2 separate regions of the Mus musculus genome follow, and region 2 is linked to region 1. Evidence: chromatin contacts called from ENCODE Hi-C data. All regions are on one chromosome and are shown on one strand. The core of a region is the stretch at or near the end of the contact, and the rest is flanking DNA. Distances in the headings are between cores, read along the strand shown. Region 1 overlaps Gm29260 (a long non-coding RNA gene). Region 2 has its middle 27 kb from the start of Gm28175.

Region 1 (5,059 bases), core at 1,493-3,992:
GGTCCTCATTCACACACCCAATAGTGCTATTAGTCCTCCAAACAGGAAATTTGCAGGGATTCTGAAACTGATAAATCCACTCTCATGTAAAGTCTCTCAGAGCTTCAAAGTTTCCTTGTTTCAGAAAAGATCCGCCTATGTTCTGTCAGTATTTACTACATGATTTAGTTAAGTCTCTCTGTCAAGATGGTGGGAGCCTTTGGGTTGGGCAAATCAAAACTCAGCAAGACCAAAATAAGATAAGAAAAGTGTCTCTTCTGCTGCATGGTTAGAGGAGAAATTACCATCCTTCAGATTCCTCATTGATTTCACGTTTTAGAAGTCTATTGTGACAGATCATGTACGTCTTTCCATATCTGATTTATTTTATTTCCCCCAAGCTCCAGTTCTACACATTCGCTCAGCTCTAATGCAGTCTCCAAGGAAGCAGCTCACTTCAGTCTCCGCTGAGATCCTATCAGGCCCTGCAGGACCCCTTTCAGTGAAGCGGGAGATAAGCATACTTCATTTTCCCTAGCCAGCTGCCTGCAGACATTTGGACAGAGTCCATAGTGGGATCTAAAGGAGAACTCAGACTTACCTCTACACTGTATCTGTACACATTTGTTATGCTACTGAAAATGTAATGATATTCAATATTAATATCAACTTTAATTTTTTGAACTTTCTTAAATGTTTAAAAATAATCACTTTATTTTCTTCAGATCAATACTTAATCTCCCCGAAAAGTTTATTTCCTTAGTCATTACACTAAACAAAAACAGGTATTTTTTTGTTTTGTTCTGTGGGGGGGGGGGGCATGTATTAGGGGAACGCACTTAACAATTGTTAAGAATAGGCCGTGTGTGTCTTTGGATCCTATTTTTACCAAAGAATTCAGTAGGGAATGTTGGTCACTAGACCCTAGTAGTTGTAGTTAGGATATACTCTACATTAGTCATTTTTCACACCATGTGAGGAAACCTCACTAAATTTAGCATGATTAAATTTGAGCAGAACTATATATTAATATTTCATTTTCAATTAAGTGAAAGAAAATCTACCTGGGATAATAAACTTTATCTGTATATTGTGTCTGTAGAGAGAAAAAAATTGATACTTTATTTAGAAATACTAAAACTCACAAATCCATGATATCAATACTTTAGCAGGCAAGCAAGAAGGGCCAGTATTTTGGATCTCTTATTAAGATTAAGCAGAGTCGCTTCCTTGTGGATAACTTTGCGCATTTCTATGTGGTTAAAACCAGCTGAGAGAGGCGAGGAAAGCTGAGCTATCACTTTTGTTTTATTTTATTTTTTAAAGTGGCTACTGTAGTGGCAAAGGGCACCACCGGCTTCTTTATTGTTACACCACCAGTTCTGACACGAGGGTGACAAACATCATTAGTTTTCTGTTGTAGCTATTGTTGCTTTTGATGACGGCTTCTACAGGGGCCATGCTGCATTCACGCTTTGAGTTCTATGAAGGGACTCCTGAGCTGCCCTGGGACAACCTTGCCAGGTGTAAGGAGCATGGCCCTTGATCTTTGTTGTTCTAGCTGCATGGAATTTCCCTTCCAGCCTTGGCTGGGGAAAGTCCTATTAAGTGCTTTTCACAATTTTCTTGTATTCGTGGGTTTCTTTTATTAAACCAGATACAAGTTGTGACACGATATTAATTCAATCACTAATAACAGACTGGGATCGCGAATCTATGTCAGCAGGTTGGTGTTGATGAAGCCGTAGACATTGCTAGAATATCCTTTTAAATGCTTGCTAAATTTTATTTCTGCGGTGATAGACTGCTGGGTTTATCCCCACCCCACACCCCACCCCACTTTTCTCTCAATCAAAAAAAAAAAAAAAAAAAAAAAAAAAAAAAAAAAGAGCACAAGTGTCCCTCTATGTATGAGCTCTGCAGTCCCAGCTTCTCTGTTGCAAGGCTGGCTGGCAACCACTAGAGGGGAGGAGACAGCCGGATTTATTGAAGGCTCCAGCAGAGATGGATGGTGGGGAAGGCGTCAGAGGAGGAGGTGCCAAGCAATTGAAGTGGGTTATAAAGGTTTGCAAAAACAGGGGAAAATAGACTTCTTAGGATATGCAAAATTTTGCTTCATATAAATGAGAACTGACTGGAAGAGTGGTTAGAAGGTTGCAGCGCATGTACCTGTAATTCTGTAGTCCTAAGAATTAGTAAGGCGAGCCATGAAATCCGAGTTAACACTTATGAAAACAAATGGCTCTTTCCCCAGGACTGTAGCTAATGGTCATGTGCGAGAAAGAACAGCTACTGGGGGAGAACAGGAAAGGAGTCTAAAACGATCTGTCTGTTTTGAGTAAAGAGGAGTCCAGGGGCATACAGCTCATTTCCTAAAGCATGCCAAAACTTAACCCTGTTCACGTCTCTTAACCCCTTACATTCTGGGGCCAAGAGAGAAACAGAGGAAACATCCCAGAAGTAAAATAATGATACAATATACCCAGAGAGAGGAGATGGGAGGAGGGAGGAGGTGTTTGACCTTCCTGGAATCCTGAACTACAATATCCTACTACATGGACTTAAATCAAAAAAATTGTACTGTGGGATGAGGGGGGTCACATATAGCAGTTGAAAAATACCTCTGATGCTTTTGAATCCAGCTTGACCTCTTTGATCTTTAATTTTGGGGAAACTAAAAGGAAATAAATATACTTAATGTTAGTATTGTTAAAGTATTGCAGTGTGGAGCTGGGGACTGTTCTGTGTGCTCTCCTGAGCATAATTGCACTGAGATCATCCTGTTTCCATTTTGAAAGCCACTGGCAATTACTGGAATACAATGTATCATGCGTTTGCTCACTGGATATAAAACCTATATACTAATTCGCAATAAAATGTAACAGCTGTCAGTGCATTTTCTGCTCTGTTACTTCAATAAATTGGAACTCTGACTAGAAAATGGGAATGTTGCGTTTTTACACAGTCTGTAATGTGTTTGCTTTTTGCAAATACAATTTATTTTTTTCATGACAAAAATTGTAGTTTGTTATTACTGCTAGTGGATAAATATTCCTATATCAGAATGAATTACATATGGTACCTGTAAAGAAGTAGTAATATTTTCTCTTTTTTATGGTAGCCTGTCTTCAGTAAACAAAATACACTTAACCTACTTCTGTCGCATACTGAGGTTCCCACCCCCCATCATGATGGCTGTGTGCTGAGAGTAGGAAAAGATGCATGAGGTTTTTTTTTTTTTTTTTTTTTTTTGTTTGGTTTTTTTTTCCTGTAATCTCAGGTGCCTGGATCTATCAGTAACATTTATGTCCAGACACTATCACACCCTACAGAGTTTATTTTTGTTTAAGTTTCAAATGTCTTCCCTCGTGCCTTGACTATGCAGATTTCCTTAGGATGCTGAAGTAATGTCTTTGAGTTTTATTTAAAATAAAAATGCATGAACATTTCTGTAATTCTGTTACTTGAGGTCAGACTTTTCACAGATAATTAGCCTTTTACACACTGTGAAATCAACCTGCATTGGTTATTTGGCTCGACTCTATGCTTCTGTTCTTTATTTCCCAGAAGGTTAACGCGCTGAAAATCTAGCTTCAAGCTCATAGTACTGTCTCTTTGTGTTGCTAATTATCCTGTTGTATAATTATTAATATCAGGAGCAGGAAGAGGAAACATGCACACCAAATAGTCGTGAATGCTGGTGTTCTGGCAGGAAGCAAGCCCTGCATTAATAAAATGTGCCTGTGCCAATATCACAGGAGATGGGAGCGTTCCTTGTTAAGGACCATTTATTAACTGAGATCATCTTTTAGTTCGCCTTGGGGTAATGACTGATGTCAATGGCAAATTTCACAGTTGTCTAGAGAAATGAATTAAATTTGTAATAAAAAGCCCTTCGGCTTGTTGTACATGTTCATTTATTGGCATAGTTGAACTAAGAGAACTGTAAGGCAACTGAGAACGTCGGCTTAATTTTCCTTACATATAATAGTGACCTTTAGCTCCATATTGAAAAAGTTACCTATTATAGACTGGTAAATTAAATGAGAAGTTCCTTTAATGCAAAATAAACCAGATGGCTAAGCTAAGTTAAATGGCCTTTGAGCTTGTAAGATCCTTGGTAGAAAAATATTCTTTCTTCTTGAATAGGGAGAGGTCTTCTAGTTAAGCCTTCATAAAATAAGTGACGGGACATAAAAGCAGGTGAAGGCAATCATTCAGTGTGAGACGGCGAGGTCTTGTCCTTGGCTACTGCTGTGTGTGTGTGTGTGTGTGTGTGTGTGTGAGTGTGTGTGTGTGTGTGTGTGAGAGAGAGTGTGTGTGTGTGAGTGTGTGTGTGTGAGTGTGTGTGTGTGAGTGTGTGTGTGTGAGTGTGTGTGTGTGTGAGTATGTGTGTGTGGGTGGGTGTGTGGGTGTTCACTTTGTGCTCTTAGGCTGAGTTTTGAAACTATTGTTTTAATGCTCTCTTAATTCTAAAAATACAGCGCTTTTAATTTTTCTGGCAAAGCATATTGTTGCTGTAATTATTTATATCGGTTTTTGTGTTGTTTTATGCAGTTGGAATTTTTTTTTTAGTAAGGCATATTTCCCAAGAGGGAGGATAGTTAAATCCCTGTCCTTCCTTCCTTCCTTCCTTCCTTCCTTCCTTCCTTCCTTCCTTCCTTCCTTCCTTCCTCTCTCTCTTTCTTTTATTTATTTATTGATTGATTGATAGATTTTGCTGTTTTTGTTTATTTTGGAGAGTCTACTTCCAGACTTGCGTTCCCAGACTGACTTGGGACTCTGTATTGTTAATTACTGAAAAGCCTAGCAAGATGACCAAGCAAAGCTCTCTTATTTTGTGGCAGAAAGTTCCAGAACATCCAGTCTGCTCATGCACTCTGATATCTGTAACCTAGGGAAGTTAAAACAGAGGACACAGCAGCTTATAGCGAGTGAAGATGGAGGGATGGACAGTTAGAGAATATTTATGCATACTGAATCATTGGATTTTTTTTCATGCAGGCGAACTTACATCAAATGTTCCAGAGGTTTAAAATCATATCTCATTGTCATCACCTTTGAACAGGATTGAGTACAA
Region 2 (5,059 bases), core at 714-3,213, 420 kb after region 1:
ATGCAGACCTCTTTTGCTTTGTTATATTTTTTTAGTCATTATTTTGAATACTGTCACTGTAACAACTACATTGTCATCTGCAGATGGTCCAAAAAGGACTGGCTCAGGTTAGATGTAAAGACTTCATATTTTATATGAGGGACTTGAGCAGCCTCAGGTTTGGTGATCCTTGTTTGTCCTGTAATCAAAACCTCAAGGGGAAAAAATCATCAAAGGAAATGAAGCTAGTGAGACACCCCAGTGACCACAAGGCTGACCACTGAAGCATGAGGACTTAAGGTCAGGTTCCCAACACCCACATAAAAAGCTATGCATGGCTATGCATACCTGTAATCCCAGGGCTGGGGACTGACTGACGGGCACAAGACAATCCCATATACATACATATTATCCCAGTGTTATCCCATATTATCCCACTGGGATTACAAGTATGCATAGTGGAACATGCTGGTCAGCCTGCCTAGCAAGATCAGTGAGTGACCTTGCTCTAAGGGAATACAGTGTTCACTGATAGAAGAAGGCACACATCTCCTCCTCTGGCCTCTGTCCTTGTGATCACAAACACAAATGCACCCACCCCAAAAGCACACTACAGAACACACACACACACAGAGGCATGTATACACATATAAGCACATACAAAGGAATACTTGTATGCACACAAATATACATACACATACATAGACACATACATATGCACACATGCACACAAAGGCATATATACACACACACACATACAAAGGAATACTTGTATACATACAAATACACATACACACATATACACACATATGCACACACACACAAGCCCATAAAAAGGAATACTTATATGCATACAAATACACACACACACATACAGACATAGAAACACACACACACACACACACACACACACACACACACACACAAATGTCCACATGTGGCAAAGCCACGTGAGGTCATTTCTCTCAGCTTCATTGTCATCATGTCTTCAAAAGGCTATGCATGGTTATGCATACCTGTCATCCCAGGGCTGGGTTTGTATGTATGTATATGGGATGCTATGTATGCTTCAATAGTATGCTAGCTTTTCATTCAGCTTTTATCAATGTCAAACGGGATGGTATGTATTTGATAATCAAAGGGTATAATTGATCATTCCAGAAAAATATTCTTGTTAAAAATAAAAAATAATCAGAGTTGATTGTTGTGTTTATGCCGTGTGTGTCACATTTGGTTTAAGCTCTCTAGTCCCTCTGTAGCTGTCTTGGAATGTCAATAGCAAATGTTTATAAAGAATTAGTACGTGAAAAATCTTAAATTATTTTAGTTCCTAAGAATTTCAGTTATCTTAAACATTTTAAAGAATAATAGATTGGGCTGGGAATAATAAAGTATATTCTTATGATTGTTTTCAATAATGGATGTGAAATATGTTCCTTAAATTTAAATTTTTTAAAAAAAGTATAGTATTTACAAAAGAGGTGCATCAAGAATTCTGAACTGTGGAAAATACAGTGTTGGCATTTGCAAAATGCAGTAGCTGCACGCTGCAATCTAGACTCCTGAGTATGTGTTCAGACGAGCTTAGTCTCTGATATCAGCACTGATAAATTAGACCAAAACACGAGTCACCTCTACTGCCTGCGAACACACAGAGAGAAACACGAATAACACACACATACAAATGGACTCTTTTTTTTTTTTTTTTTTCCCCAAGCCGTAGAGAATCTCAGAATTCTGAGAGGGAAGAGATGTGCCACTATTTGACAGCAACACTTGGCAATGGTTCTGACAGTTTGAGGGGCAGCCAATCTCAGTGGTAAACCCTTTCATGGGCCCTTGGCTGCGACGTTGTTGTAACAGGAATGTGGCGCGCAGGGAAAGCAGGGTTGGCGAGAAAGCCAGGCAGGCTTCACTCTGTTTATCTCTGCGCTCACTGTAAACTGTGCTCATGGCGGAATCCACTGGCTGCCAGGTTTGCGTTGCTCCATGGAGCAGAAGACGCAGGGTAAGTGGAGGGAGATTGCAGAAACCAGACATCGCAGCCGTCTCTTCTAATTCTGGCTGTTAAGCAAAAACTTGAAATCATTGAATGGTTTTAGCTTTGTCGTTGTTGACTACAGAGAGCAAGCACCACGTGAGTACTTTGCCTAGCCTGTGTGCAAAACGGGAATGAGTGTAGCATCTATCGCCTATGGCGTCCAGGTGATAAAGTCGTAGACTGCCACAGATGCCCCAAACGGAGCGACACATATCAAGCATTGTAATTACTGAACAGTTAGTCAGAGTGGATCCAGGATTCAAACCAGGCAGCCTGGCTCCAAAGCCAGCCCTCTTAATCACTATCTTGCATTGCTGCCATTAATTATCCATCAATTTTCATAGAACAGTTAAAAATGCTTCATTGTGGTTACTCTTAATATTGATAAAATGAGGCACGGACAATTTTTATGGCTTAGGCAAGATTTTAAAGAAAAGTTCTGTCTCACACAACCACTCTCCACAAACGTTTGGTAAATAATGTAGAAGAAGTGTTTAGGACACTGAATATTACTGCAAGAGGAGAATCTGAAGACACGGCTCCCTCCTGGCAGAGGCTTAAGTCTGGTCAAGTCGCTGAAGCTGAAATGGAAAGAGGACTCCGAGCATAAAACACATGCAGTGTGGACGCACGGGTGTAAGATGTGTACACAAAGGACCAAACGGAGAAAATTGAGAGGGAGCAGACGTAGAAGCTTCCAGGAAAAAGGAAACTTCGAGCCAAGTTTGGAAAGAAAAGAGGGGTATGGGTTGGCAAAGTCTTTGCACCCAGCCATCTTGCCAATCAACAAATGCTCTCTGTCCAAGGCGGTTCCCAAGGCAAGACATCATGAGCGCGCGGGAGTGTGTGCACAGCTCCAGCCGGACGCCCGCCCTCCATGCAGGCAAAGCGCGAGACGAGCCAGCCTCCATCACAACATGGCTTTGACAAGTGGCCAAAGAAACGCACCAGTAGAGTATAAGGTGACCTATTCCAAGGGAGGAAAGACGGAAACTTCATAAAGATGAGCAGAGTTCTATGGACGTTCCAACCCTTTCAGTGTAACTATTTCTTACCATTATAAATTATTTTCATGCCCCTCGTACACTACAGCGTGTTTTTTCCCACTTCCATATCTGGGTTTACAGATGCTCTATAGTCAGTCCCTTTTTGTATCCTCCCTCTTTTCTGTGTTCTCATGCCCTTCCCCCAATCTTCCCATACTATACCAAAAGACAAATGAAAATAAACAAACAAATACGGGAAGCCTCTACCCTGGAATGACTCAAAAGTCTGCACTATTAAGACACTGAGCGTGACTGGCTGCTTTCCAGGTGGCTCTGCAGGCTGGTAAATAGTTCAATTAGCCTCTCTGCCTCTCTCTCTCTCTCTCTCTCTCTCTCTCTCTCTCTCTCTCTCTCTCTCTCTCTCTCTCTCGTTGAATTTGCCAAGTGTATATTGCATTGTTGGAAAGAGGCAGGGCCAAATTAGCCTAGCAACATCCCTTTATAAAGCTCCAGTGACTGTGACACCTGAACGTAGCCCAAAGGTCACTGTCCCCAGGCCCTGTGGGGACCACAGACAACACAGCGCACTTAGTCTGCTGCACCAGAGGATGGCTAATAAGTGGTGTAGGTGAAGACCCGTGAGAAGCACCTAGGCATACTGCCCATCCAAGCAGAAGACAGTGTCGGATGGCAACTGTCACCAGAGCCCTGGAACAAGGAGAGGGACGGGCAAGGAGAGCTGGGGGGACAGGGCCAGCCAGAAAGTACACTCTTCCAACCCAGTTAGGTCTGAGCAGTCTTAAGAAAGGCTCAAGTCTTTCTTTAAAACAATACAATCACTAAAAATGTATAAGCCAAGAGATCCGTGTGCTATAATTAAGTTCCTCTTCTTCAGCACCCTTCCTTCTAGAGTTTGGCTCTGGTCCCCTCTTCTTCTAAGAAGGTTTAGACACACAGCCTCCATCTACCCAACACACTCTCCCCAAGGATTCCTATGATCTATACTATATTTATGTCGATTTGTGGCCCAACCAGACATAAACAGTGTCAGAGAGAACAAATGGAAAGTGGTGTTCTGTATGGAGCACTGTACGCAGCCCCGACATAATTCACAGAGCCTTGGTTGAAACTTGTTGCAGGGCCCTGAGAACATACAGAAAGCAGGACATTCATGCCATAAGATAAACACATTCAGTCTGTTGTCTGCTTCAGGAACACATTTATTGGTGTGGGCTATGTGATACCGATGTATTCATTACGTTTTGGCATTTACAATATACAGTGTTTCTCTGTTTGGCTCATTACAGCCTTCGTACTAATTAGGTAAAAGAAAATACTGTTTGCAAAAATACTTTTTGGGGGATTACATTTATCCAAGAATATTATGTATCACAATTTTAAAAACATTAAGTCTAGAAGCATTAAGTCCCAACATTTCCATATAATTATTTTGGTTATACCCTAGAGAAGATATTTAAATGTCTCTACCCTATGTGTTGGGTTTGTGTTTCTTTCCAAAAGAGAACCCTGTCAAACAATTAGGAAGCTGAAATAAGAGAAAATATTCTTGGTTGCTAAATTGGAGGGGAAAAAAGTTGCCCCAAGATAAAAATCCGTAATGTAAAATTGTAGTTTGATTTGGGTGGTTTGTTTTTTATGACATTATGGGGACTTTTTTTTTTTTTAATTTTAAGCATAAACTCATACAACTCAATTATCTTGATATTTGCATCTGAGCAAATCAAAATACTGAGCTTCTATGCGGTGGTTTTTCCGTGGACTCGGGTCTGTGTTTTTGTAATTTCTGTGGTACTAAGAAGGGATTGGCTCTGAATGCCGACGTGCCTTGTGTCTTGAGCAGTGATTCCACACATGTTGAATCAGGAGGTGAACTGTAGACACGGGCAAAGTTAAGCACTCAGCTAGCAGCTACTGGCAGAATCAGAAAGCCCTCCAAAGCCCCAGCTTTTCAAGTGTGTCCTCCTTCAGCCTGAAAGACAGTGGACTTAGGAGAGCTCCTGGCTTCTAGCTGGGTCTACCTTCATCAGGAACA

The links. Hi-C counts contacts between places; a loop is a spot of excess contacts on that map.
Region 2: a loop to region 1 is called in a map of heart, with 3 times the contacts of the local background. The contact joins two enhancer-like sites. A Hi-C loop is called at or near these places in 5 of 37 maps with a recorded cell type or tissue (adrenal gland, heart and left cerebral cortex).

The regions. Positions count from the first base shown.
Region 1 is chr1:41,808,566-41,813,624 of GRCm38, forward strand. All of the region lies in intron 1 of Gm29260 (a long non-coding RNA gene), which reads left to right. Among named protein-coding and RNA genes, the nearest start is that of Gm29260, 68 kb to the left of the region's middle. Within about 2 kb of position 2,743, at least 1 of the 3 ENCODE cell types and tissues checked has a DNase peak (open chromatin) inside an H3K27ac peak, as active enhancers do; it is left cerebral cortex, where a contact is called at or near this core.
Region 2 is chr1:42,228,006-42,233,064 of GRCm38, forward strand. No RefSeq gene overlaps it. Among named protein-coding and RNA genes, the nearest start is that of Gm28175, 27 kb to the right of the region's middle. Within about 2 kb of position 1,964, at least 1 of the 3 ENCODE cell types and tissues checked has a DNase peak (open chromatin) inside an H3K27ac peak, as active enhancers do; it is left cerebral cortex, where a contact is called at or near this core.